2 separate regions of the Homo sapiens genome follow, and region 2 is linked to region 1. The links are chromatin contacts, found by Hi-C or POLR2A ChIA-PET in ENCODE. All regions are on one chromosome and are shown on one strand. The core of a region is the stretch at or near the end of the contact, and the rest is flanking DNA. Distances in the headings are between cores, read along the strand shown.

Region 1 (2,767 bases), core at 194-2,693:
AGACTATTTCCTAACAGGAACAAGCAGGTGAATGAGACCAGTGACCCTAGCTCCAACCTTGTCCCACACTGGCTGAGAGACCCTAAAGCTGTCACTTACTCCTCTGGGCCTCAGATGAACCTGGCAGCTCTGGCATTCTGTGAACTTGAGGTTGGTCCAAAGGGCTATTAAAGGGCGTATTGGGATTGTACCACCCTGGGATACCCAGAAGCCTCTGGTGGCACTCTGGCTGTCACCTCAGGATTTACCTCAGAGCAGCCATGCTCAATATGGTGGTGGGGTGGGTCAGACTAGCAAGGAGGCATCTCTTGGAGGGATTGTAGATGACTCAAGTTTGTTCCTGATAGTTAATGTACTCTGATATTTCAAATGGCATTAAAGAAGTATATGAGATTTACATTTTTACCAAAATAGGTCAAGGGGTAAAAAGGCTAAACAATGTTACAGCAAAGCCATTAATTGAACAATGAACCCTAGAGCTATTCTCAAGGTATTCCAGACTTGGAGCACTCCATTCGGAAACAGACTCCTCTATCCTATTCTGGTGTGGATGCCAGTATTCACAGAGTACCACCCACTTATGTTGAAGTGCCAGTTTAAACTCTCCTTGATGTTTCCATGCACATCAACTTACCCGGTCCTATAAAACAAAGAGTGTCTGGGACAAATCTCAATTCATTTAGAAGTTTATTTTCCCAAGGTTAATGACATACCTGTGACACAGTCTCAGGGGGTACTAATGACATGTGCCCAAGGTGCTCAGGCTACAACTTGGTTTTATACATTTTAGGGAGACAGGAGACATCAATTAATAGATGTACGATGTACATTGGTTTGGTCCAGAAAGGCAGGACAACTGGAAGTGGGGGCTTCCAGGTCATAAGTAGATTCAAAGATTTTCCGCTGGGCAATTTGTTGAGTTGTTAGCTAAAGACCTGGAATCAATAGAAAGGAATGTCTGGATGAAGATACAGGTTTATGGAAGCCAAGGTTCTATCATGCAGATGAAGCTTCCCACTTAAGAGACAATAGATGGCAAATGTTTCTTATCAGAGTTAAAGGATTTGTTCTACCAGTCTTAAGGTCTGTGTTGATGTTAATGGTAATAAGGCTTATCCAACTATCCCTTCCCATCATAGCCTCAGCTAGTTTTTCAGGTTAACTTTGGAATGCCCTGGGCAGAGAGGAGACATCCATTCAGATGGCTGGGGGACTTAGAATTTTAATTTTTGTTTCCAATTCGTACACCTTTCCTCAGTCTGAGCTAGGTAGCTGTGGCTGGTGCTGTTAACCCCATTTGAGAGAATGTGAAAATGAGACTCACAGGGGCTTAGTGATTCATTTCAGTCCACCAGGTGAGTGCCTGGCCAAGCTGGGGGTCATGGAAATTCATCCTTTCCCCCACAAGAAAAGACGTGAGTCACTGTCTTCACTGTTCACATGAGAAAGTCACAAGACCCAGAGAAATTAGGCAAATTCTCACACGTCATTCAGACAGTGAGTCGCAGAAAGGCTGGCTAGGATCCAGGTTATCTGACTCTGAGGTTTATAATCTTTCCTCTACATCATGCTGCTTCTAAAACCCTGGCTAAGGTCCTAGACTTCCCTCAGATACCAGGAGCAGTGTCCTTAAAACAACCCTAAAGTAGTGATTCTAGGGTGCCTACCTCTAAGTAGCCCATTTTTCAGTCCTGGCAGGAAATCTGGGACAGGTAGATTCAAGTCTCTGCCCGGGGTGCTCAGGAATCCTTCCATGGCCTTGTAGAGGTGAGGCCACTGTCTGGGGGTTTTATTTGCCTCCAGGGCTATAGAAACATGTGCTGCCCTAAGGTATGACATAGCAGGCATGTGAGTGCACACATGTGCATGCACACACACACACACACAGGCTTTTATAATCTCCCTCTATTTGGGGTGCAGAGATGGGAAGAAACATCATCTTAAAGTTAATTTGTTATTTTCTGTGGCAATGGGGTCAAGAAAAGATTGGCTATTTGAAACCCACAGATAATCCCCAGCCCTCTATTTTAGCCATTATTTTTTAACATTTCACAGAGGTGCTTATGAGCAAGGAAATGTGTAAAATGCACCCTGAAGCCAGAAAAACAGGAACCAGAACAATTCACAAACTGAATTATCAGCCCCAACTGGAGAGTAAGTTGTATAATAAAAGGCACAATTTTCAGTCCCAAATTGAGAGTAAGTGGTGTAATCAAAGACGGAATCACACTGGCTATTCTACCTCTAATTCCCTTCTGATAACTTTCCTGCCCTTTACTACCACCAGCCACGAAGGTACCCAGTGTCTCTGTGTTCCACCCTCAACTGCTCTGGACAGCCCACCTTGGCAGCCCAACAGGTCTGCCTTCCTGACCAAGCTCTGTCTCAGGTGTTCTCCACTCAGTTTCATGTTAGATCTACCAGCAAAGCTTGTGGAAAATACCAAGGACTGGCCCCTCCCTCATCAGTTAAGTCAGAAACTTTATAAATTCTTCAACTGATGCTTTTGCTAAAATCTAGGCTCTGGGCATTTCTTTTTTTCTGCCCTTTGTCCGTCAAAACTTATTTGTCTCTGTCTCATTCTTTTAAACCCTATTCCTCCAGGGCAAAATGCATGTGTTAAGTTGCTATGGTAGATGAATAAAATTGTCTATCCCTACTAAGCACAAAATAAATGCAAATTAAAACAATAAAGTAGACCTTCTCACTTATCACATTGATGATATTTTCAAACATTTAATTCCTGGTGTTCACGAGAATATAAAAC
Region 2 (2,767 bases), core at 84-2,583, 34 kb after region 1:
TTGTGGACCTGGCTTTGGAAGCAGGTGATAAACAATACAATTGCAGGGAAGCCGGGCGCGGTGGCTTATGCCTGTAATCCCAGCACTTTGGGAGGCCGAGGTGGGTGGATCACGAGGTCAGGAGATCAAGACCACTGTGAAACCCCATCTCTACTAAAAATACAAAAAAACGTAGCCGGGCGTGGTGGCGGGCGCCTGTAGTCCCAGCAGCTACTCAGGAGGCTGAGGCAGGAGAATGGCCTGAACCCGGGAGGCGGAGCTTGCAGTGAGCCGAGATTGCGCCACAGCACTCCAACCTGGGCGACAGAGAGAGACTCCGTCTCAAAAAAAAAAAAAAAAAAAAAAAAAAAAAAAAAAAAATTGGATAAAATGCTGTCAGTCACACAGGACAGGCAGCCTGTGGAATCTATGCCCATGAATGGCAGTACAGCTGCCTCTATTTGCTAGAATTTGAAACCTGTCTGCAGAGAGTTCCCAAAGGAGGCTCTTCTTATTCCTCAGAGAGCAGCGAATGTGGGTAATCTGTGTAATAAACATGCGTCCAAAAAGTGCTCCATAGTTTACTAAAAGTAAAAGGGCAGTTGGCAAGTTGATTGCAGAATTATCATTTAATTTACTCCGAATTACCTCTCTTCATACTATATTCTGATTCTGCAAAAATGCTAATCTTAACAGTGGGAATTATGTCATGCTGGCAGTATTTGAATGGCATGAAGTCTCTTTCCCTTAGGCAGAGTGGACTGTCACTCTATTTTCCCTGGTTACAGCAGTCCCCAAAGCCACTGCAGCAGGAGCTGCCATGGGGAAACATGGTACCTGCTTTAGTAGCTTCCAGTACTTAGGGGAAAGGATCCAGGAAGAATGTCTGAGCCTAGGCATTAAGAAGCAGATGGACCCACGATGATCCAGAGACAGTGGAGGGGGAAGACATACTGAAATAATGACCATGATGAGGATGTTAAAAAGAGCTTACGTTCACTGAGCATTGATAAGGTGCCATTTACTGTTCTAAGTGCTTTATATAATCTTATTTAATCCTTACCGCAAATCTTCGAAATAGGGTTTATTATACCCAACTTACAGGTCAAGAAGTCGAGATGCAGAAGTGAACTGCCCAGTGCCAGCCAATGAGTTGAACTGGTGAGCCTGGCCCGGAACCCAGGTAGTCTGACTGCAGAGATGATGTGCTCAGCCCTACACCCAAGAAGGGAGGGCCCATCTGATAAGACTATGATAAAACTGGACTCTGCAAGTCTTTGTGGATTGACTCTTCTGCTCTTGTCTCTGCGTTTCCAATTTTGAAAAATTTATCTCTGTGGCTTGGAATGAGAAAGAACAGGATGTACCAGGCAGTGTGCACTAGGAACAATATTCCCAAGGGTGACAAACAGATCCCTGTCTCCGTGGCCTCCGCTTCATTCTTATCATCCCCTCTGCTTTAGTGACAGTTGACATGGATCATAGCTGAGCTTATGTACAAATTTCTACAATCCATGCCAGAAATCTGGTCTGTATCAGTTTTTACAGTCCTCAACTAGAAATGCCTTTCAGTATCTTTAGCCTTTTGTCTTTGTTCCAGAACACGTGAGCCATACTAACAAGTCACAGTCATGCTTCGATGGCATTACCTGAGTCACTTAAAAAACAACAACAAACATTGGTCTGCATCTACACAAGTCAAAATGATTCAGGCTTTCAGTACAAGCAGTTAGTAAATCTAGCTCCCTTCATCTATTCACAGTTCACATCACATTTGGCCAATTCGGCTCATTGATGCATCATGGGTTGTAAAAATGGCCCAAATGAGTGCTGCATCATTACAGGCATGAGCCACCACGCCCAGCATCATGTTTTCCGCACAGAAACCTAGTCCTGATGCGATTATATATGTTGATTGCAGAAAACCCTGGGAGATACAGTCTCAGATCCCAACAGATCTAAACATCTATAAATAGCACACTCTATTCACATGTTTCCCTGAGATTTGACAAATTAAGACAGTCGTCCCAGGTTCCAAGATTTCTGAGAGAAATTCTGCACTGCTGAAATAACTCATGGATAATCATCTCTCTCCAGGGAATGAGGGGACAAGAAACAGATTCACAGGGACACAAAGAGGCAGATGGCAGGAGGAAAGGTCCTCGTGCTGCTACTTTTGTTGTTAACAATAAAATAAGATGTCACACGAAGCTGCGCGGCTCACACCTTTTATCACCGCTGTCACTGCCAAGCCTAAGTGGGCGAGAATATTTCTTCATGTTTACCAACAAAATTAAATGCAAAATAAAATGAAAAACTCAGTCTTCACACTGCCCTTTTGTGACTTCTTTTTCCCTTAAAGTTCTCCCTGACTCGTTCTCAGTTTAATTAGATAGGAACTGTGTAAAAACATAGGGAAGGTGGGAAATTTTCCCTAACCATGTAGGTATGGTATTGATAGAAAAGACAAATTAAAGATAACCCCCATTTGGCTTTTAATCCACTTGCTATATTATCTAAGGGCAATTCTAACTATGGAAATACAGCAATAATAACCACAAGAACGGCAACAGCAACAGTCACTGACCTTGTACTACGGGCAGCTGCCATTACATATTAATGCATTTGATGCTCACGGCAACCTTTTATAACGTACTTTAGTGGGTACTAATATTAATCCCATTTTGCACGGAAGGCAACACTGCGTATCTCTGAAGCACAGTAATAATGCCTTCTATTTTCGTGGAACAAAAGCCTCATGCCCTGCTGGATCAGCTGGGAATGCAGA

What was found. A loop is a pair of places that touch in the nucleus more often than their neighbours do. ChIA-PET counts read pairs that join two places held with the same protein, here RNA polymerase II (POLR2A). Pooled maps may share reads with other maps.
Region 2: a pooled map shows a loop between it and region 1 (2.1-fold over the local background). The contact joins two enhancer-like sites. A Hi-C loop is called at or near these places in 1 of 50 pooled maps. POLR2A ChIA-PET finds 5 or more read pairs at or near these places in 3 of 52 experiments (H1, OCI-LY7 and Panc1).

Annotation. Positions count from the first base shown.
Region 1 is chr10:10,588,293-10,591,059 of GRCh38, forward strand. It overlaps a transcript of CELF2 not described here. Among named protein-coding and RNA genes, the nearest start is that of CELF2-DT, 130 kb to the left of the region's middle. RefSeq lists enhancers at 770-1,320, 1,282-1,481. Within about 2 kb of position 1,444, at least 3 of the 41 ENCODE cell types and tissues checked have a DNase peak (open chromatin) inside an H3K27ac peak, as active enhancers do.
Region 2 is chr10:10,622,763-10,625,529 of GRCh38, forward strand. It overlaps a transcript of CELF2 not described here. Among named protein-coding and RNA genes, the nearest start is that of CELF2-DT, 160 kb to the left of the region's middle. Within about 2 kb of position 1,334, at least 4 of the 41 ENCODE cell types and tissues checked have a DNase peak (open chromatin) inside an H3K27ac peak, as active enhancers do.